Regions from separate parts of the Homo sapiens genome. Here region 2 is linked to region 1. The links are chromatin loops, found by intact Hi-C in ENCODE. Cell type or tissue: ascending aorta. All regions are shown on one strand. Each heading gives the region's core, and the rest is flanking DNA. Links, peaks and the distances in the headings are about the cores only.

The links. A loop is a pair of places that touch in the nucleus more often than their neighbours do. Peaks named below come from ENCODE experiments on the same cell type or tissue, not always from the same donor. Only the 100,000 strongest peaks of a DNase experiment are listed, where the experiment ranks them.
Region 2: it touches region 1 in a loop (4-fold over the local background); 1 of 110 quality-filtered maps calls a loop at or near these places.

The regions. Positions count from the first base shown.
Region 1 is chr2:1,849,235-1,859,844 of GRCh38, forward strand. It overlaps MYT1L (myelin transcription factor 1 like), which reads right to left. Exons shown (of 25, transcript NM_001303052.2): 19 at 2,407-2,469. It overlaps LOC107985838 (a long non-coding RNA gene), which reads left to right. Exons shown (of 4, transcript XR_007086191.1): 4 at 2,364-2,430. Among named protein-coding and RNA genes, the nearest start is that of PXDN, 110 kb to the left of the region's middle. In ascending aorta, for the core only: a CTCF peak has its summit at 5,749; a DNase peak (open chromatin) is centred at 5,663; H3K4me3 peaks cover 773 bases.
Region 2 is chr2:2,267,032-2,277,641 of GRCh38, forward strand. All of the region lies in intron 2 of MYT1L (myelin transcription factor 1 like), which reads right to left. Among named protein-coding and RNA genes, the nearest start is that of MYT1L-AS1, 47 kb to the right of the region's middle. RefSeq lists an enhancer at 5,830-6,461. In ascending aorta, for the core only: no CTCF peak of the experiment used is centred there; a DNase peak (open chromatin) is centred at 4,610; H3K27ac peaks cover 1,596 bases.

The DNA.
Region 1 (10,610 bases), core at 1,155-9,154:
ACGCCATGCCGGAAGCTCTGGCCACGTGAGAGGACCAAGACATCGCTTTTCTAAGATGAAATAAACACCAGCATGGAATGTTCTTGTCTTTGTATATTTAATTGGAGTTTTACAAATTTTTTTTTAATCTAAACCAGTGATTTAATTCTGGCAATCTTGTTGGACGGCGCGACTCACTCGTGTTCTACCAAATGTGGTGGCTGTTTCTGTGCTGCCTGGTGAAGCCACATCAATGTCATAAGCCCTCTGCTGCCCTGGGTCTGTGGCAGTGGTCCCCCCAGGGGACACTCAGCAGTGACTGCAGGCATCTTTGGTTGTCACGAAGGGGTGGATGCTCCTGGCATCTGGTGGGTGAGGCCCAGGGGTGCCGCACAGGTCCCACGGTGCGGAGGACGGCCCCCACGGCAAACAGCCATCTGCCCCCACTTGCCAGCACTGCAGAGGCTGAGGAATCTGGGTGAAGAGCTTGCAACGTTGGCACGGAGTCTGGAGAATCCTCCCACAAGTTGCATGCTTCATTTTTCTTTGGTGGCATTCACAATGTGTGCTTTTCATAGACACGTGCTGTTTAAACATAGCTCTCAAATGGCTGGGATGTGAGCACAGGAGCGAGTTACCTTCAGTGAGATTTTAATGACAAAACAATCATCCTGTGAGTTCTGTTTCTAATCCAAAACGCCAGCCAGTCAGGTGAGGGTCCCCCACTCTGACTGTTGGGATCTGGTCACTCAGGGACAGATAGCAGGTTTCACTCAGCTACTCTGTACAGACAACCGTGCTCTAGGGGGCGGGGTGGTGAGGGGGGGGCCATTATCCACTGCTGACAGTGTCTTTAACTCTCCTAGCTTCCTTTATCTCCCTCTCTCCTTCCCTTCCCTCGCTCCCTTCCCTCCTGCCCCTCCCTCCTTCCCTTTCCTTCCCCTTCCCTTCCCTTCCCCTCCCCCTCCCCCTTCCTTCCTTCCTTCCTTCCTTCCTTCCTTCCTTCCTTCCTTCCTTCCTTCCTTCCTTCCTTCCTTCCCTGTCTTTTCTCTCTTTCTTTTTTATTGCAAGCAGTATGTTAAAAGCAGGAGGCCTCATCTGCGTCTGGACTGCGTACTTTATAAGCTAAAATTTAGAGAGCTGAAAGGGAGCAGCTACCTTACAACTTCGTTTATTTGATAGATGCAGCACTGTTTCCCATACAGGGAGACTTCACTTTAAATCGGTCTTATTTCAGAAACATTCTTGTCTTTACCTCAGCATTGGCTGTTGGTACATCTAAACATGACTTCACCATTCACAGCATGTAGTGGATTCGCCTTTGTGTGGACGATATGTTCACAAAGGTTTTCTTCTTGACCAAAACTTTAGTTGAGCTCCTCTGGGTCCTTTACTAGAATGCACCCGACCTTGGCTTCCCTCTCTGTGCTTGTAGGATCCAGTTTGAGCAAGAATCCTGCTAACTCAGTTTAAGAACAATTCCCCACCATCAGTGTCGGAGCATTTGGATATCCTACCACCCTGGCCGGCCATCAGCAATGACAGCAATGATCCCATCAAGTCCGTCTGGCCAGAAATCCCTTCTCCTTGGTGCTTCCCGTGGGGAATTTTCCATCCACTGACCCCAATCTGCTCCTTGGTTGTAAATCCCCACTTGTCCTCATTAGGGTTTGAGCTGAGTCCAGTCTCCCCGACTACAGGAGCTCATTGCATGGCGCCTGGACCTCTTGCCCTGCCCACCCCGCTTGAATAGTCTGGTGTACCATCTTTAACAAGTGGTAAATTTTTTCTCGAATAGTACCACAATTTCTTTCCATTCTCGGCTAAATAGTGCCTGTCCTAAATTCCATGTTAATCCAGTAGTTACTGAATGTCAAGTGGTATAGAATTTTTGTTATCTCACATGATGAAATCTCTATATTATATTTTAGACAGTACCTTCTTTTTGGGAGAGACAGTGCCTAGACTTTGTAACATTAAGTGCTTCTTAATGTTACATTCTGCTTAGAATAACTGTACAGCTTTGTGGTCCAATCTTAATATTTAAGAGACCAACTCTCAGTGGCATTAGAATGTGTGTCTCTTGATGGCTTTTCTCAGGGATCTTATAGTAGATACTGTTCTTTTGCCTTTACTCTTCCAATTTAGAAAGAAGTGCAGCTGGATAGGTGGAATGTTTCTCAGTGGGGCCACTTGCACTGCATGTGAGATGTCCTGAGAGGAGCCAGTGGCCCTGGAAAAGGAAGGTTTGCTTTCTAAGAGAAGCTCCAATGAGGACGTCACTGCTTTATGGCGCTAAGAGTCTCTAGATCCTTAATTTTGCCCATGGTGTCAAACTTCGCAAGGCTTGGAGCCTGACGTGAGTGATATTCCTGCCATTTCAGTGAGAAAGAGCATTTTGGAGAGAAGAGTAGCATCTCTACATACCTCCGATGAGAAGCATAATTGCCGGTGATATGTCCAGAACCATCACAGCCAGGCGTGGGGCACCTACAATAAAAAATGCAAATTGTGTTAAAATGGAAAGAAATAAAGTTCCCTGAACAATTAACTTTTTTTTAATCCAAAAAGCAAACTAACTCTATTGCTTCACTTCCTACTTGAAAGAGGCTGAGTGGAGCCGGAAGCTCCCTCATGGAGCTGGAAGTCACCATGACCACACACACACCTTCCAGAGCACCGGGAGCTTCGTGGCTGCTCCGCTCCCCACAGTCTCTGGAGCAGATGCCGCACTTTTGGTCCCTAGGCTGCTCATTCTAGAACCTGTATTCCCTCCTAACAGCCCGCCTTTCCTCCCCTCATTCTTAAAGCTCAGCAGAGCCAGCAACCACAGGGCTTGTTACTGCACCAGCCCACGTGGGAAGCAAGGCTCACACATGAACAGACATGCCCTGGGGTCTGAGAGAATGGTTTTAGTCTGAACTCAGACCCCAGCACTGCAAAGGCACCCCTTCCACAGACTGGCCAGGGCTGCGGCCAGCCTGGGTGGTCCCAGGGAGCAGTGAGGGTATCGACCCGCATCTGGACCATGGGAATGCAGGCCGACTGTCTTTCCGATGACCACTGTGCACTCAGGCAGGTTTGATAGACCTTAAAATAGTTGTTACTCTTGAGCGACATGAAGAACATAAATCAGTTCAGATCCACCAGGTCAGTCAGTGGAGAGGCTCTGAACAGTTCATGGGGACATACACTCATCTGCTGAAGCCTACCGAGGCAACCCCATCCCGTTTCTTAATTAAGGTCTTGCTATTTCTCTAATCAGAGACTTTTTTTAAGAAAAAGAGCTTTATAATTATATTGCCCTCCATATAACTTCTTAACTATGCTGTCTCAAGAATAATGAGATCAACTTCTTAACTATGCTGTCTCAAGAATAATGAGATCACACCGCAAACACATTTTCACTTTGAGCTATTTCAGTTGCATTTGCGCCCACCATGAATGTAAAAATTAAGAAAAAATTCCCTTTATTTCCATTACATTTGTAATTCTCCAAAAATGACAAGGAGAAAGCAACTTAGTGAGCAATATTACACCTAGTAGGAAGCATCAAAGCATACTCCATGCCCCTTCCCACCTCAGTGAGTACCCGAATTCTTGTCAAGATCAAGAATCACAATTTAAAAATATTTTAATACATGTCTACTGCTCCTAGAGATTTCAATTTGCTTTCCACTCAGAAAGTCACTATGGATAGGGTACTGGGGGCTGAGACCAGGACGGCAAAGTGCTTGCTTACAGGTGGGCTTTCTCAAGATCAGAGGAGAATGGCAGGGATTAGAGTGGGAACACATGACATTGGCCGAATTTTAAGTGTATGAATGTCACATTTTGATACTTGGATGTGTAAATGGTTTTCAGTACTCTCCTTTAGTCCTAAGAAAGGGAACAGAACTCTAGATCTCAGGGTATAGAAGTGGATGTTTTCCACATCATATTAGAGGAAAAGTCTAATTTATGACCTGCTCCCGGGGAGAATGAGAGGGTCACTGAGTGAAGAAGCAGTAAAGGGTTCTTCTGTGTGCTCCCATCACTGCTCTTCAGCCTAAGGGGAACTGGGGATTTTAAAAGAGGAGTTTGGGGCAGAACAGTGATGAGGTATTTCAAACAGCGTCTGCATATCATGAGCAACAACTCCAAATCCAATTGTTAGACCTGATTTTTGTTCAAGTAACAGCTGTTCACATATACTTAAAGTTTGATCGTAAGACTATTCAGTCAGTTGCTAAGTAATTATTGTCTAAAAAATAAATGACTGAACTTAACTAGCTGGTTTTTCAAATGACACCTTATGTGGGTAAACTCCAAACCCATATGCTTACATAGGAAGACATTTGAAAGCAACAAAAATCATTCTATCCAAGAGAAGCTAATCGTGGTGCATGTATCTGTATTAAAAATGTATCAAGAAACAAATTTTTCCTACCAGCCACCAATACATACTTGGTATTACTTTTTGCTTAAGAAAAGAAAAAGATTCTTAAACTTTCTAATTCAAGTACATAGTGCATGTTTATTTAAAATTTATTCATTTTAATATGGCTAAACATTTTTGAGATGTTCTTTTTTGTTGGGGCAGAAGGAAGTTGACTCTTCTGCTCAAATTTAAAGTGAGATATTATAGCCAAATAATTCAGTGAAAATCATATTTTTACTACCTATAAAAGTTTTTGTGGTAGTTTTTATGTGTTTAAATGTCATTTATGAAAGTATAATCCATTGTTTGATAAGAAAATAGGTGTTTTAACCAGCACCTGTGGCAACTTAATGTCCTGTCAAATACTTTTATTGCTTGGTTTATGTGTCCTTCTTGTTATAGGAGAATATGCCTTTTTAAAAAGCTTATTAATAGCACTTTCCCAATTTATATCTTAAAAATCCAAAGAACACTGGATTAATAAAATTTGGGAGGGTAGAATAAAATAATTGATGACTCTTGCTGCATTTCTCGGGTGGGATGGGGCTGTTGGAGAACCTGAACTACTTTGAAAACATTAGGTCTCAGTATAAATACAACTCACAACTGCTAACTTGGAGGGTGGCGGGGGAACACTGTGAGTTTTGTTTTGTTTATTGATTAGTCTTTAAAGTAGGGCTTTTTTTGAGATTACTGGGCCATCATTAAATGTGATTATGTAAAGAGATTAATGATACATATGGAGGGCTCTACCCAAGTCCGCTAAATAAGCACTACTCAGGTGCAGACTGCAAGCTCAAATGTATCTGTGTTATGAGATTAACGGAAAATAGCAAGTGTGCTGCTGAAGTCTACACCAATGGGGTTAGATGAGTGCTATGCCCTTAATTTTAAAATCAAATTAGGTTTCAGTAAAAAAAGTTTTTAAAATGTCCTTTTTCATCATGAAAACAAACAAAACTATATTGATTTAGCTCATTTTTAGAGCTTTCACTGTACTGAGGAAGAAAAAAATCATTGGAAGGAGGCTTTTCTCTCTTAAAAGGATTGTTCTCATTTCCAGGATTTCGAGTTGGGCGGGTGGGGCGTTCATCCCAGGCGTGCCACTTGCTAGCCGCGTGAATGAATGTGGGGAAGCTGTTTGGCCCGAGAAGGCTCACAGTCCTCCTGGGCCTGACGTCGTCTCCTTCTCTTGAGACGCCTCTCCACCCGCCTGCATAGGTTCCTGTGAACGCCACAGTTCAGGCTGCCCTCAACGTCCTCACTAGCGCCCAGAGCAGAGACATGCTGGAAACACTGGCTGTGTCTCCCTGAGATAACCAGCCCCCGGTTTTCGGGGGTGGTAATTCAGCTTTTCCGTCTTTAGGTGGTGCTTCTAGACCACATAAGGCAGCCCAGAATGGCTTTTCAAGGGTTCCTCCTTCCAACCGCTCTTGGTATCCATTTTTATGTTACTGTTCAAGAATTTAAGGCTCTTTAAAAACTCATAGATTTACATACAAATTTCCTAGCTTTAAGAAATCTCAACATTAAAAAAATACAATGTTCTGAAGTCGATGGATGGGGAAGTGACTGTTCATCTAACAAAAGGGATCTTCGCCTCTCAAACGGAGTCAGCTCCAGGATCCTCGACCACGGGCGTGGCGTGAAATCGATTTACAAACACGCGATTTGTATCTGCCCATCTAGGAGCATTGCCTTTTCCACGAAGGAAGCCCAGGTGGGACAATCAGCATCCCCCGTGGATAGAATCAGATGGCAGCCTGTGCTGCACAGCTTGGGTTTGGAAATGGCAGAAGAGATTGACTGGGTTTCCATGGAAACGGCCTCTCAGCTCCCTTTCAGGGAGGCTGCGGCTCTCAGCGCTGCAGCACTCAGGCTGCTGGGGAGCAGAGTGGGGTTGGAAAGAGCACCACTCACCTAGCGCCCCGCCTGCTTTCCTGACAGTTACCACGAACAATAACAGCAAGGCTATTTTAAGTTCCTGTAGATGGTTAAGGTGTAAACTTGCATTAAATAAAACGCTTGGTTATATATACATATGTATATATTTTCTTTTCTATTCCAAAGATACTATTGCTAAAAACAACTGGAGAAAGAAGATGATGAACAAATAATCTTGAAACCCACACGAGCTGCCCCACGGATATTTTCAAGACAAAAATAGTCCTGATCTTGCTTCATCTCTGGTCATGGGTTTGCCTGAGATTAAGAATTTAAGAGAAATAAAAAATAAAAAAAAAGGAAGAAGAATTGAAGAAAAAATAACTTTTGGTTGTACATATTAAGAGAAAATAACTTTTGGTTGTACATATTACTATCTGGTTGAAAAAATGTGTCTTGTATAGACATTTACGAGTGGTGATGGAAAAATCATAATAAAATATTTTAAGCAGTATTTACATTACAGCCAACGTGCAGAATTCAGGCGAATTCTAAAAAAACAAAACAAAACAAAACAAAACCACCCAAGCAACAACAAGAAAACAAAAAGTAAAAGACAGGGACGCTCAGAAGCATTTGGAACTCTGACTTTAAGGCAAGAGCCCTTGTCAGGTAGAAACATCTGTTCCTGTTGCTTTTGCAGATCTGAGGCATCTGAGGAACCCTTGGACTTGACCCCTTGTCCCCTTTGTGCTCCTGGCCTTGTCTTTACTATTCACCACCAAAGAAACAATCTCTGTGAGCCTGTGTAAGAAGCGGCATTGACCACACGTCCATGGAGGTCATAAGATGTGTCGGCTAACATAAAAGAAGAGCTCGAAATCTAGGCATTAGAATACATCATCATAAAAAAATCATATTGTTTTCCATTGGTGCACATCACGCAGCTGGGACGCTCACCAACTGGCTTTTCAGATGCCCTCTGATGTGTCCTTCCCAGGACATAAACCCATTGCTGTGCGGATTCCCTCCCATTTACAAAACCATAACCTGAAGCAGGGTGGTGTACATGAAACAGCTGTGTCTACCGACTGAGGCTGTATTGTAGCCAGTTATTCATACGAATGTCTTGAAAGTGCTCCCTCTAGGGTCTATCATCCCATCCTCTCTCTTTCAAAAGGAAATAGTATGGAAATTAAATAAATGCTTGCAGTTCTACTAAGCAAGGCATTGAAAGCACGACATGCTCTTCAGGATAGGGCTGCCTCTAGTTAAATGGATGCTCACAGTACAGCACATTTTACTGCCTAAACCCACTTTACATCAATGCTGTTAGAAAACAAGGCAGAGACTCCTGGAGACAGAGGCCAGGAAAGAGCCCACAGCACAGACATTCATTGTCCAGGGGTCAGGACAAGCTGCCACATGCTTTTGTTAGACACACGTGTTGAACACCCAGAGTCAGTGAGGACAACCTCCCACCATCACCTGCAGAGCAAGTGCACGCGGAGGCTCAGAGGCCACAGGCCTGGGAGGCAGGGCCTGGGAGTCCTCCCAGCCTGACTCAGTGTTTCACAGGAGCATGAACACGAGGCAAGACCCAGCCAGTCATCAGGGCCTGGGAGTCCTCCCAGCGTGACTCAGCATCTTACAGGAGCATGACTGCGGGCCAAGACCCAGTGGGTCCACCATCATCTATCTCCAAATCAGTCTAAAGGGAGAACTACCTGGAAGAGACGCACAATCTCTCATCTTGATTGAGTTAACTACTTATTTATTTTTTTTAAAAGTCTTCTAAATGAAGGCTAAAAGGACTCCCAGAATGTTTCAGCTCTGTCTGGATTAATGATCTCTGAGGCTGCCCTCATCTAATTGAGTCATTCCTCAAAGGCTCCCCGGATTTTGAGCTCAGCAGCTAAAATGTACAGAACAACATTGAATATTTGGAGTAATAATGCAAATGTCAGATGGAGAGACTTTGAGTTCTTCTAAGAATTTCTCAGAAAGCCCCTTTCATGTGTCTTTTTTCATTCCTTTGTTTCATGGTAGCTCTATCATGGAGACTTAAGTAGTAAAACACAAAATATGAAAAAATAGATTTTTTTCTTTATCCCCCGAATTAAAACAAAATAACAAAAATGTATAATCAGGCCTTACCTATAGGAGAAAAACATATTTGTAAATCAGAATGATTCTGGCCACGTGAATAAGCCTTTGCCCCACTTACATGGAAATTTCAATTTTAAAACTTGTTTTTCACCTAAACAGATCTGGTTCTAAAAATATGTATTGCTCCGAAGCACCAGAGACATGGTAAAAAAAATTTTTTAAAATACATATTACTATTTTTTTTTTTTTAATTTGAGACAGAGTCTCACTCTGTTGCCCAGGCTGGAGTACAGTGGTGCAATCTCGGCTCACTGCAACCTCCTCCTCCCAGGTTCAAGTGATTCTCCTGTCTCAGCCTTCCCAGCAGCTGGGATTACGGGCATGCACCACCATACCCAGCTAATCTTTTGTATTTTTGTAGAGACAGGGGTTTCGCCATGTGGGCCAGGCTGGTCTCAAACTCCTGACCTCAAGTAATCTGCCCGCCTTGGCCTCCCAAAGTGCTGGGATTATGGGCGTAAGCCACCACACACAGCCTAAATATATTTTTTAATTTTGATTCTTGTTGTCATATAAATGGGAAACAATAAAGAAATGTAGAGAAAGGCAAAATAAAGACATTTCAAATAGGAGAAAAAGGCTCGATACCCATTTTTAGTCTGCACTGCTGCAACTTTCTTTCCAAACAGAAAGAGACCAGGCTACTTAGGAGTAAGCAGTTCAGAGCTGATCCTCTGCATCCGACTGCTCCACATCCTCAGATTCAACCAATGAAAGATCAAAAATATTCAGAGAAAAATGATAAAAAACAATAAAAATAATACAAATTTTAAAAATACGCTATAACAACTCCATCAATAGCCTTTACTTTGTATTAAGAATTGTATGTAATCCAGAGAAAGTTAAAATGCATGAGAGGATGTGTGCAGCTGGTAGCAGGGACAGGAGCCCCCTTGGATTTGGTATCCTCAGGGGTCCTGGAACCAACCCCCCAGGGATGCTGGGAAACAACTATCCTGTATCACTTCTGGCCAATTTCTTAAAGAGATTTCCTAAAATTCACGGAAAGGCAATTCTTGTAAATCACTCTGCAGTTTGTAAGACATTCAGTGATTTTGTCTTCTTTTGGAATTCCATGTGAAGTATGCGTATTTTGCACTTTCTCCCACGCTAATACAGCAGTGCAAGATCCCGCATGGGGCGTTGATATTTTCCAAGCCACCTTTTGCTACCTTCTCCCGGGTGGAGTCTCTGCTGCCTCCCCCATAGGCACCTCAGCCTCCCTGCCCGGTGCCCTCTCCGAATTCCCTTTCCCAAAGCCTCTCATTAGGAAAGGGTGCGGCGGCATGCCTGCTACTTGGAAGTACCAGATACTGCAAGAGTGCTGCACACACACCCTGACAGCCTGGGGGAGGGTGCTCTTGTCACTAAGCTTCAGCCACTCTGGGTCTCCCGGGAGGCTTTGTCCCTGAGATTCTTAGAGGGTCTCCCATTCGGCTTGGTTTCCTGAAAGTCAGGTGAGGGTTTTTTACAAAATGATGTCTAGGATATTCCAGTATTAGGAAAACCTACACATTTCAAAGTGTGAAGTAGACTTGCCTATATTTGTGGCATTTAGGTGGAATGCTTGCTTTCTGATATATGTAACCTGTAAACAAAAAACACCTTTCTTTCTTTTGGTTCCCAGCACTTTTCTTTTTAAATTACACTAGAAAATAACAAAAAATACATGGGAAATAATTTTAAAAGTACCCTTATCATAATTTTTTAAAAATTTCTTTTTCATGACGCAGATGAGATTTTGGAATGGGCTAGGCCCCAGGTTGCTCAGAACGTGCAAGGGTCATCATGCAAATGAAACACCAAAGTTCTGGTTGTAGGGCCTTGTGGCTGAGAGTGTGCAAGAACTGTGAAGTTATGGCTGGCAAAATAGCAACTGGGCGAGTGAAGAAGCATTATTAGTTGTATGATGCCCAATAACTGTAGTAACCAGAACACACCTAAGTTTATCTGGATGACATGCAGATGGTATCACCCGCTGACAGCAGGAATATTGGCCAGGGGATTTACACCGTGGCTTGCGGCTCCAGTGCCTATATTAGCACTGGGTCAGCCTCTCACCTGCACCACGTCCCATCCAGCCGCCCTGCCCCCTGGCCCTGGTGCCCTGATACCCTGGAGGACGCACGCATGCTGCCCCAGCGTTGGGGACAGCGCG
Region 2 (10,610 bases), core at 1,297-9,296, 420 kb after region 1:
GGAGGATGGGTCCTACGGCCATGGTGAACCAGAGCAAGCCAGGTGGGGAAACTGAGCCAGGAGGCGAATAGAAAGTGTGCAGATGCTGTAGGGGCAGGGCGTGCCTGGGAGCAGCTGACGTCTGGGCAAATGGTACCCTGAAACACAAAGTCTGAGAAGAGTGTTTGAGAAAAGGAGCAACAGCCCTGTGCTAGCTGCTGCTTCACAGATGGCACGTGGGGCAGACTTTGGCCTCGCAGTCTCCCTTACCCTCACAGGAAGCTCAAGCACAGGGGCCTCGCCCTCACTTCCATGGGGAAACTGAAACTCAGAGAGGTGGAGTGAATTCCGAAGATCCCCAAACAGGTAAAAAGCGGAGCAGAGTGTAAACCCACATGAAGGCGTCAAAGTGCACGCTTTAGTATGTTCTAGAAAGAAAATTGGAGGCTGTATAAGAAGCGGATGTGGCGATACACCATACTGGGGGAAATGAGGGGGATGAAACCTAATAAAGGAATGGACAGAAAAAAAATGCCCCAGATGGAAGCAACAGGATTTCCTAAATGGCTGGGTTTTAGGAGAAGGGGACAGGGAAGGCCGAGGTTGCCCTGCAGTTCACCGCTTGGTGGGCTGAAGTGGGAAGGTGCAACCAGCTAGCATGAACTCAGATGAAAGAAGAGACCCAGTGTGGTCAGGGTGTGCTGAGCTCAAGGAACGCAGGGGCATCGAAGGAGAAATATCCTGCAAGGAGGTGCCTGGATCCGTCAAGCTACAGTCAGGGATGTGAAATTCGGCTGTGAAGATGAGAGTTAAAATCATGGAATGGACACCATCCTTAAGGCAAGTATGTCAAATAAGAAAAAAAAAACCAAGGACAGAGGCTTCAGAACCACATCCTAAGCTCCCACACCACTCAAGTTCCTTTAAGGTCACGCATCCAATACCCGCTTTGCATGTCTAACTTCAACATTCATTGAAGATTTACTCTTCTAATCAGTATTAATAAAAGATGAGATTCGGGGGGATAGCAGATGGGAATTCCAAAATGCTAGAAACAGACTTATAAGATAAGATAGAGTTTAAAACAAGGTCATTTTCCAATTCCATGCAAGCCCACATCCATTTGATGCATGTACTTGTAGACTTTGGATAGAAGGATTTATTTCCTGAGTCGTAAATAATCAATAAGGTTTTCTGTCATTGTTAACTAGGCATGAGGGCTAATGAAAAGTATGGAAATAATAGAGTAATTTACCTCTATAATACAGAAATTTACTTTTCACACATTTTACTCTTAATAATCAGTGAGATGAGGGGCATCATTCTTTGTAAATTTGCACATCAACATGGGGGAACAGAGTGGAAAAGAGAGAAGACATGTAAAGTGCAAAACAGCTATGATTAAAATGCAAAATATTTTATTTTAAGGTCAGTTTTTCCACATTTAGACCACAAATAGCCTATGAAAATTATTCATAAATTTCTTATCCTAAAAATAGTAATACGTATAACAAAAGTTGCTGTTTAACATTAAACAATCAGAAAAAATGTTTGAAAACTTTTTTGGCCTGAGTAATAAACTCACAAATAGAAATCAATGGTAAGAAAGTTCAACTGGAAAACCACGCCAGGAAATCTGCAAGAGGAGCTCCATTTTTCATTAATTTCCAATATATAACAAGCTGCTCTCACTGGTGTGTGTTTTCGGCTTGAAGATAACCCGCGGCAGTTGTTAACCCTGAGCTGCCTTCCGTTTACAGAACCTTGACAACATCCCTGCCTCGAAATCAAGAATCACATGTTTAGGGAATTCAAACTCATTTAGTTATTAGCCTAAGTAAAATATTATTATGAAGATAAATCTGTAGGGAAGAGGGAAAAACCCAAACAAGCCATTCACAAGGCAAATAGAAATGCCACTTTGATTAACTCGTGTTTTAGTGCACACCTGAGCAGGTGTCTCTTTGCGGACATTATTATATGGTGCACCCAAGCATTCGGGGCGATGTGTAGATTTGTAGCTGTGTTTCTCTTCCATCAGCCCAGTCTCCTGTGTGTGGGGTGCACCCAGGCCTGGGCTGGGGCTCAGTGATCAGGGCCTCCCAAGGCCATCTATCGCTCAACACTTTCTAAATTATCTGGAGATAAAGGGTGAGGATTTTTAAAGATTCCCACACACTTATTTTAGACTAATTGTTTTATAAGATAACTTACAATACTTTTTGGAAATGGCCATGCCCTTGAATTTGTATTGAGATCAAATTGTTACAGAAGCTTCTGTATTCTCAGGCTGTGCGCTTCTCTGGACATGGTGGTTTACAAAGACCTTGTGGCCCTGCTCAACTGCAGCCCACATTCTGAGCAGCACCGCAATAGCATCTCTCAGTGTCTTTGCTCTCTTACAAAATGGGGGCACACTTGCCATCTCATGAAGGTTGTGAAGGTTACAGGAGGTAACGGATGTGAGTGCTTTATATGCAGGCAGCTTTTAGGTCATTGCTGCTAGCCTGGTTCCCTTGCTGACTCCCATCCTACTTCTGCCTTGCATTCTCTCCACATGCTCTTCCCTCCAAGCTGTCATAGAGATTCCCAAAAGATTCAGCTTTGGAAGCCAAGTGCCATCTGCCATTGGTGAGCCCAGTAATCTCCAGTAGCCCCTGGATTTGTGCTCCCCGGCAAGCCCTCACAGCTCAGCCTGGTATCAAGGCTCTCACGTCTTGCTTAACATCTTGACCCTTTTCTTCTCTATAGTGCCTTCTGCCTGAACGTCTTTCCTCCAATCAAGAAGGCAGAATCACAGTGGGTCCATTTGCATAAATTCAATCCTCTTTGATTCTCCCAGCCAGAATTATGTCTTGCTATTCCCAAATCATACAGTCCTTTATCTCTGCCTCCAAATCTATTCATGACTTCTGATCTAATATTAGAAAGCACATATACAACATAGCACATGGGCTGTGGACTAATGTTTGTGTCTCTCCACAATTCGTATCTTGAGCCTGATGTGATGGTGTCAGGAGGTGGGTGGGGCGTGTGGAGAGTCATTAGGTCAAGAGCGTGGCGTCTTCATGAAGGGACTGGTGTCCTTTTAAGAAGGAAGAGAGAGCCAGCTCTGCATCTTCACCTTGTGGGGATGTGGCCAGAAGAGACTGTCTGCAACCCAGGGAGGGAGCCCTCGCCACACACCAGATGTGCAGGCACCTTAGTCTGGACTTCGGAGCCTCCAGAACTATGAGAATTGATGCCTGTTGTTTAAGCCGTCTGGTAGTTGGTGCCTTGTGGCAGCAGCCTGGGCAGCCTCACACAATGTTTGTAGACAGCAATGGACTGAGAGCTGCCTGCATCTGCCTCATCACATTCCTTTAGTCATGAGCTTGCTGTCTTGTCCAGTCACATGAAATAATTTATCCCCTTTGCAAATCTATCTGTGAGTCTCTACCATGTGCCAGATAGAGGGATGGATGAAGAGGGACAGAAGGGAATGATCTGTCACTGAATCAGAGGTCTGTTCCACTTGAGATTTGCCCCCAAAAATGACACACGAGCAATGAAAAAATTACAGCCAATCCGAGCAATGAAAAAATTACAGCCAATCCAAGCAATGAAAAAATTACAGCCAATCTCCCTAATTGGTACTCAATGTATTCAGGGATTCTTTAAGTGTGGCCATAAAAGGACATTAAGGACAATACATAATCAAGCAAAAGTAGTTAATAAAGAAAGTACAGCACAGTCTCTGCCTGCCCTGGTGCTCCTGCCCCAGCTCAGTCAGGATGCCGTGCCCCCTCCCAGCCAGTTTGAGGCTGCAGAGATGTCACCGAGACTGAGCAAAGCAGTGCCGGGCATCCTGCTCATCATGACCTTCCTCTTTAAAAATCGGCTGACGCTGACTCTTGTTTCATTTCTTTTCCCTTCCTGGTCATGTTGTCGAGTTTATTATGTCAGAATGTACAAACTCCTTACCCGTGTCAAGGATGTGGTTGCGTGTTCTTCGCTTCCTCCTTCCGGGGAGCATGCCGCGGCCTTGCTGGCTCGAGAGGTCCCGTGTCTGTGTGTGTACACATGTGTTTACGGATTCTCACCATGAATCACGTCTGCAGTGAAGGGTTCTGACATCTAGCAAGGAACTGACAAGTAACCCTTTTGTTTTTCTCTGTCTCAACAGTCTGGCCAGGTCACAGGGGGACACAGTGCCAACAACATGGATTTTTAAATTAGAATTTGAGGAGCTCCCCGCAGGCATACTGGCTCAGTTGCCCACACAGTCCAAGAACACCCACCTGAGGAAGGCTTTATGGAGCTCTCTCATTTTGTTTATTCCAGTTAATGAAAGACAATTCTTACATTCCTAAAACAATGTTCACACACATCAGCCATGATGTGATATGATAAAGGATGGCTTAAAAAGCTCCCACCCCATTCGAATGGTGGGAATTTACACTGCAGGTCAGTTTGTCTTTAAATGCAGATCTGTCTGCACGTCTCCTAGAGGGAACAAACAGAGCCTGCCAGCCAGATGGCCTCTCTGAGCCAAGGCGCTGAGGTCATCTGGTGGTTCTGGGAGTCAGCTGGGGCTGCCATACAAAGTGCCATAGGTCAGTGTTTAAACAACAGAAATCATTTCCTCACAGTTCTAGAAGGAGGAAGTGCAACATCGAGGAGCCAGAAAGTTTGGTTTCTAGCGAGGGCCTGCATCCTGGCTGTCAAATGGCCACACTCGCCCTGTCCTCACTCTGGCATTGCTGAGTCTTCTCACAAAAATGCCAGCTCCCTGGACAAGGATGCCATGCCCATGACCTCATTCCACCCCAACGACATCCTTGGGTTTGAATTTTGGAGGGACACACAGTTCAGCCCATAATAGCGGTGTTTTTACTAGGTGGGTGGATCAATGGTAGATCTTCAAAGGGAGATATCAGAATTCAAATAAATTTAGAGGCTGGGAAAATTGTCTTCATGATTCATTCTGCCTGTCGCTGTTAGACACTCACAGGCTACACGGCTGCCTGAACTCTGCATCCTGGCGAGGCCTCGCCCCACCCAGCAATCCCACCAGCAGCAGTAATGCCCTCCTGCCCTGCCTGAAGCTAAAGACGACAGTCACCCTTATTGCCCAGCTCTCTTCCCTCCTGCCCTGCCTGAAGCCGAAGATGACAGGCACCCTTATTGCCCAGCTCTCTTCCCTCCTGCCCTGCCTGAAGTCAAAGACGACAGGCACCCTTATTGCCCAGCTCTCTTCCCAACACTGCTGGGTTCCAGCCCTGTCATCGTCCACTCCTGGCACCACCTGACCTCCCATGTTCTCTGGGCCTCTAGGACACTCATGGCAGGCTCTCCCTGGCCTCACCCTGCCCCCGCCCTCGCTGAGCCCTGGTGCTCTCAGAGGTGCTGCCTGCCCAAGGGGTGGGTGTCTTCCCTTTACTGCTACTTCTCCATCTCATTTCTTTGCTTAAAAAAAGTAATGGTCAGATCTCAAACTATAAGAAAAGAGTAGAAAACAAAACAAACTGGCCTCTCAGGGGAATACACTTTAGTGTGTGCATGTTAGTGAGTTCCGACAGGAACAAAATAAACAGCTTCTGCCTCGACTCCTTCAACAATATCATCTCCAGCATAGGTCTCTTCTCTGAACTCCTGAAGCCCATATTCAACTACGAATTTCTCCATTAGATGAAAAGCAGGCGTCTTGGCTTAACCTGTCTAAACTGATCTCTGGATGTCCCTCCCAAGGGCTTCCCTGCCAGTCTTTCTAGTTGAGCAAATGGCACTTTCATTCCATTGGCTGCTCGGAGGAACTCTTGGAAGTCACCCTTGATGCTTCTTTCTCACACCCCATGACAACTGGGTCAGGAAATCCTGCTGGCCCTGCACCTCCAGGGCGTCCAGGTGTCTCCCATCTCCACCCCTGGTGCCCCAGCTTCTTGCCTGTGCCCCTGCAGCCCCTGGCTCCCTTCTCTCCACTCCAGCTCCTTCTCCACCTGCAGTGGAGGGATCCTGGGACAGTGTCAGTCCCAGGAGCTCTCAGGGGCCTGTGCCTTCCGGGCCCCTTGCTGTCTCTCACGGAATCCAAAGCCTGGCTTTGTGTCCACATGCCCCCAGCGGGCTGTATCCTGCCCCCTGCCACAATTCTGGACTCTTCCCTGGTGACGCTCCTCCTCATTCCTCTGCTGGGGCACCAATGGCCTATTTACTATCGCAGGACCTTTCGGCCCTGGTCCTGCCTTCAGCCATTGAGAAAAACACTAAATAGTGAGGGAGAAGAAAAACAAAATGAGTAAGAACAAGGATTTTCCTTAAGGATTAAAACACATCTAGAAATGACCCCTGATAAATGAGATGTTTGGAAACAACAGAGACCAATACAGAAAGTGGGTGGCCATGGAGAAGTCTCAAATTCCATCATGTTCCTGTAGGACTGGGGCTATGGTTTGGTAGCTTTTTAAATGTATCATGCCAGGAAGATTTAAATGTTCTACCTCCCCAGATAGTAATCCTCCTAAGGACCAGTCTTTGGCCTGGTCGCCCAGCCAAAGCCAGTGTCTGGAGGGAATGGGAAGCCACTCAGAGCATAGGGCAGTCAGGGCCTGTAGGCAGTGCCTGGACCTGCAGTGAGTGTCAGAGGCACCTGCCCCAGGGTAGGGGGGCTGTGACCAGGGCCACACATCTCAGAGTGGCTGCAGCAGCGGGAGGTACCCAGCTGTGAGGACTGCTGTGCTGCATGTCTGAGAGGTTACTAAGGAGGGAATTTGGGTTATAAGAAGGAAAAACACCAGAAAAGTCAATTGCTGTTTACATGTCCAAAGGTGAGGCAGTAATATAAAAGTGTTGCTTTTATCCGCCCACAAAAAAAATTATTGTGGGTGAAATTATAATTCACATTCTTCTTGGTATTTTTAAATATTTTGTCTCCATTATTAAAACACAAAAAATTGCTGTAAAGACCTTACAGAACACTAATGAAATACTTTTCAAATGAATATAGAGAACTGATACTCAATTATCCATATGACACATTTTTACAAAAAGAAACAAAAAGGAGAAAGGTAGGCACAAAGAAGGAAGGAAAGGCATCATAGAGAAATTATAATTAACAATAATTACTATATGTTTCAAAATAGCTAGAAAAGAAGAATTGTAATGTTCCCAACACAGAAATGATAAATATTTGAGGTGATGGTTATCCAATATCCTGATATGATCATTGCACATTGTGTACATGTATGAAAATATTATATATAACTCCAAAATATTTATGACTATTACACATCAATGGAAACTTTTAAAAAGAAAGGAAAGAAGGAAGGAAAAAAGGAAGGAAGGAAGGGAGGGAGGGAGGGTAGGAGAGAAGGGAAGGAGGGAGGGAGGGAGAGAGGACAGTGGGCAGGTGGGTTAATGCATTCAAAGCACTCAAATGTCATTGGAATTTACTTACAACATAAACTGAACTTTTTTCCTAAAACATTTAGGAGAATAAAGGGACATTCTTAATCACTCATAATATGTGAAGACTCTTAGCCTCTATTGCTAGTATTGGAAGATTTTGTTTCAGGAGATTTGGGCTTGTTTTTATCTAAAGCAATTTCTTGGACTAAGGGGAGTAGCCTGAGAAAGAAGGTATAGTGTACTTAAAACATATTTCTAAAATAAACAGTATTAGCTCCAGCTATACAGTTGCAATGAACTATGTTTCTAATAACATCACTTTGCACAGGAATCTTAATTGTAGACCTTGTAAAATGTCTCCTTATGCTCATAGTCTCAGAACACGTTTAAAGCATGCCACGGTAAGATGGAGGAGAAGTGGTGATGAAGGCCTCCCAGAGCATGGGCAGAGGCTGACTCAAGCCAGCCTATAACCTGGTCCAGGGCTCATTCCATAAGACCCCGAGAGCCTCCACTCGGAGAGCTGTGAGGCTCAGCAAACACGTATTGATCCCTATGTAGTGCTATGAGGGGGCTGGAACAAGGAAAGCAGATGGCCACACACTGAGACCAGGGCAGTGTTGCACCCAGAGCATGAGCAAGTGCGGTAGAGTCAGCGGGAGCCAGTGTGCTGGTTTGGGGTGGGGACCACAGCTGGAGAGTGCTGGTGGTTGGATGTCACCTTGGGCAGACACTGAGCCAGGTCTTGGAGGATAAATGGGTAGACATGTTTGTTTGGAAAGAAATTTCAAGAAAATATAATAATAAAATGTGTGTGTGTGTGTGTGTGTGTGTGTGTGTGTGTGTGTGTGTGCATGCCTGTTATAGCAGTCATGTGAAAACAAACTGCATGTGAGACTATCACATTGCTGGGGCCATTCTGGGCAGGACCTTCATCTAAAAGTATTGGTCGAACCTAAAATGATGAAGCTAATACCTTAAAATCTGTTCAGTGTTCTGTGGTTTCAGCACTAGGAGCTACTTCTGGTCATGGGATGTCAGAAATCAGCCTACCTATATATGACATGCTGAGCCCCAGTGCCCCCAGTTGGGCGATTTGGATGCTGTTGAATGAGAAGAACAAAACCAGGAGAGGGAAAGTGGTTTCCTAGAGGTCGTATCGCACCTAGTGTGAGCTCAGGCCAGTGTGCTGCATCCTGCCCTAAGTTGCCTCTTTAAAACACCAGCTCCTGCTCTGAGAGGTCTTCTCTACCTCGTCCATGGAATGTGAGCATCACTTACCTTTCATTTCAATATGTACCGTGAAAACTTTCCACATATACACTGAGCATGCTTCCTGTTGCTGCCAAGATACACTTCAATGAACTTTGCATGGGTTGATGTCTTCCCAGCCTCATGTCAGCCCATCTTTCCACCTTAACCTTCCACACATAACCAACCTATTCTTTCACACCTCCACGCCTTGTTCTTGTCCTCAAGAGAAAGTCCCAGCCAACCTCCTCTGCCTGGGAAAGGCCTATGTATTCTTCAGTGTCATTCCCAAATGAGATCGACCTCCACCTTGCCCCAGCGGGTTTCTCCTCTCTGCCTGACAAACTACCCTGCCTTGTGTTTGTTGCTTTATGGAGTTGTGTTTTTTTATTCATCTGTTGTGTTTCTTGGTGGAATGTGAGCATTCAGAGCTCTGTGCCTGGACCACCTGATACAGTGGTGTATGGGTAATAGGTCCTCAGGGACCCTGTGAAGTCAAACAATGTTACAGGCTTCCTTTCAAAGGAGTGAACCTTTTTGCTAGGTAAGGTCCGTACACTGCAGAGACTATGCTCTGAAAGCTGGGTGTACACCCTTGCGTGCCTGTGTGGTGCCTTGACACATTTCTCAGGGCCTGCCCCCTACACAGCCCTGAGCAGACCAGTCCTCGCTCAACCAGGACCATGACAGCTTGTTACGGGATATTGAAGTTTCTCGATTCTGCCTATCAGAATTATTTAACTCATTGGGATGTGGATCAGACAGTTCTTTAAAATGTTACAAATATGTCAGTTAATTAATAAAGTCCTTTTACAACCACACAAAGAAATGGTTTCAGGAATCCAAGGCTGGGGAACGGGGAGGGCTATAGGGAACCAGGAAGACTCCAGTTATTTGTTTGGGTTTGTTAGTTTCCACTTCACCTTGGTCCTCCTGACATCTTCCTACTCTGCAAGCGCTAAGGCTGGTTGTCACATGCAACGATGGTGTTAGCAACCAAGCCACCGAAAAGCAGCTTGGGAAGGCTGAATTCACATTACCATGCCTTCATTTTAGACTGAGGGACCCTTGAATCTCACCCTCTCTGCAGGTGCATACAAGACTGTCCTCTCCATTTCCCATTTGCCTGCTTTCTACTCCTCCTCATGATTCTCTCTTGCCTCCATATCAGATGCTGGAGCCTGTTACTCCACACCCCCCTGGAAGCCCTCATGGGCCTGTGCATCCAAAGGAACACTCCTGTCCCCAGAGCCCATGGTGCTTGACCACGGCACCACACATGTGCGATTTCTGTTTGCCTTTACTTCACCTGCTAACTTCCGATTGATTCTTTTTTTTTCTCTTTTTCTTTTTTTGAGACAGAGTCTCACTCTGTTGGCCAGGCTGGAGTGCAGTGGCGCAATCTTAGCTCACTGCAACCTCCACCTCCCTGGTTCACACCATTCTCCTGCCTCAGTCACTCAAGTAGCTGGGACCACAGGCACCCGCCACCACCCCCGGCTAATTTTTTTTGTATTTTTTTTAGTAGAGATGGGGTTTATGTTCTCTATCTCCTGACCTCGTGATCCATCTGCCTCGGCCTCCCAAAGTGCTGGGATTACAGGCGTGAGCCACCTTGCCTGGCCCCGATTGATTCTTAATTTTCCAAAATGCTCCATCTTTACTCATCTTTTCACCCTTCATACCCGATGGTGATTTGCACAAAGCATTTGCTCAAGGGTGACCTTGTGGAAAACCACTTCTGTTACCTCCCATCAAGTAATGGATGACAGGGTCCCACGGGTGGACAGATTGTCCCATACGGGAGGAAAGGGAACAGACTGCACACAGGTGCATCATGGCCAGAACAGAGGGAACAGTCAAAACCCACAGTTACATACATGCTCATGTTGCCACAGCCTTCACTGTGTTTATCAGTGAAAATGGATTCTTTAGAAAATAAAGTTGTCCAGAGTCCTGGGACTGGTTCTTTTCCTGTAATAGGGATGAGTTAGAAT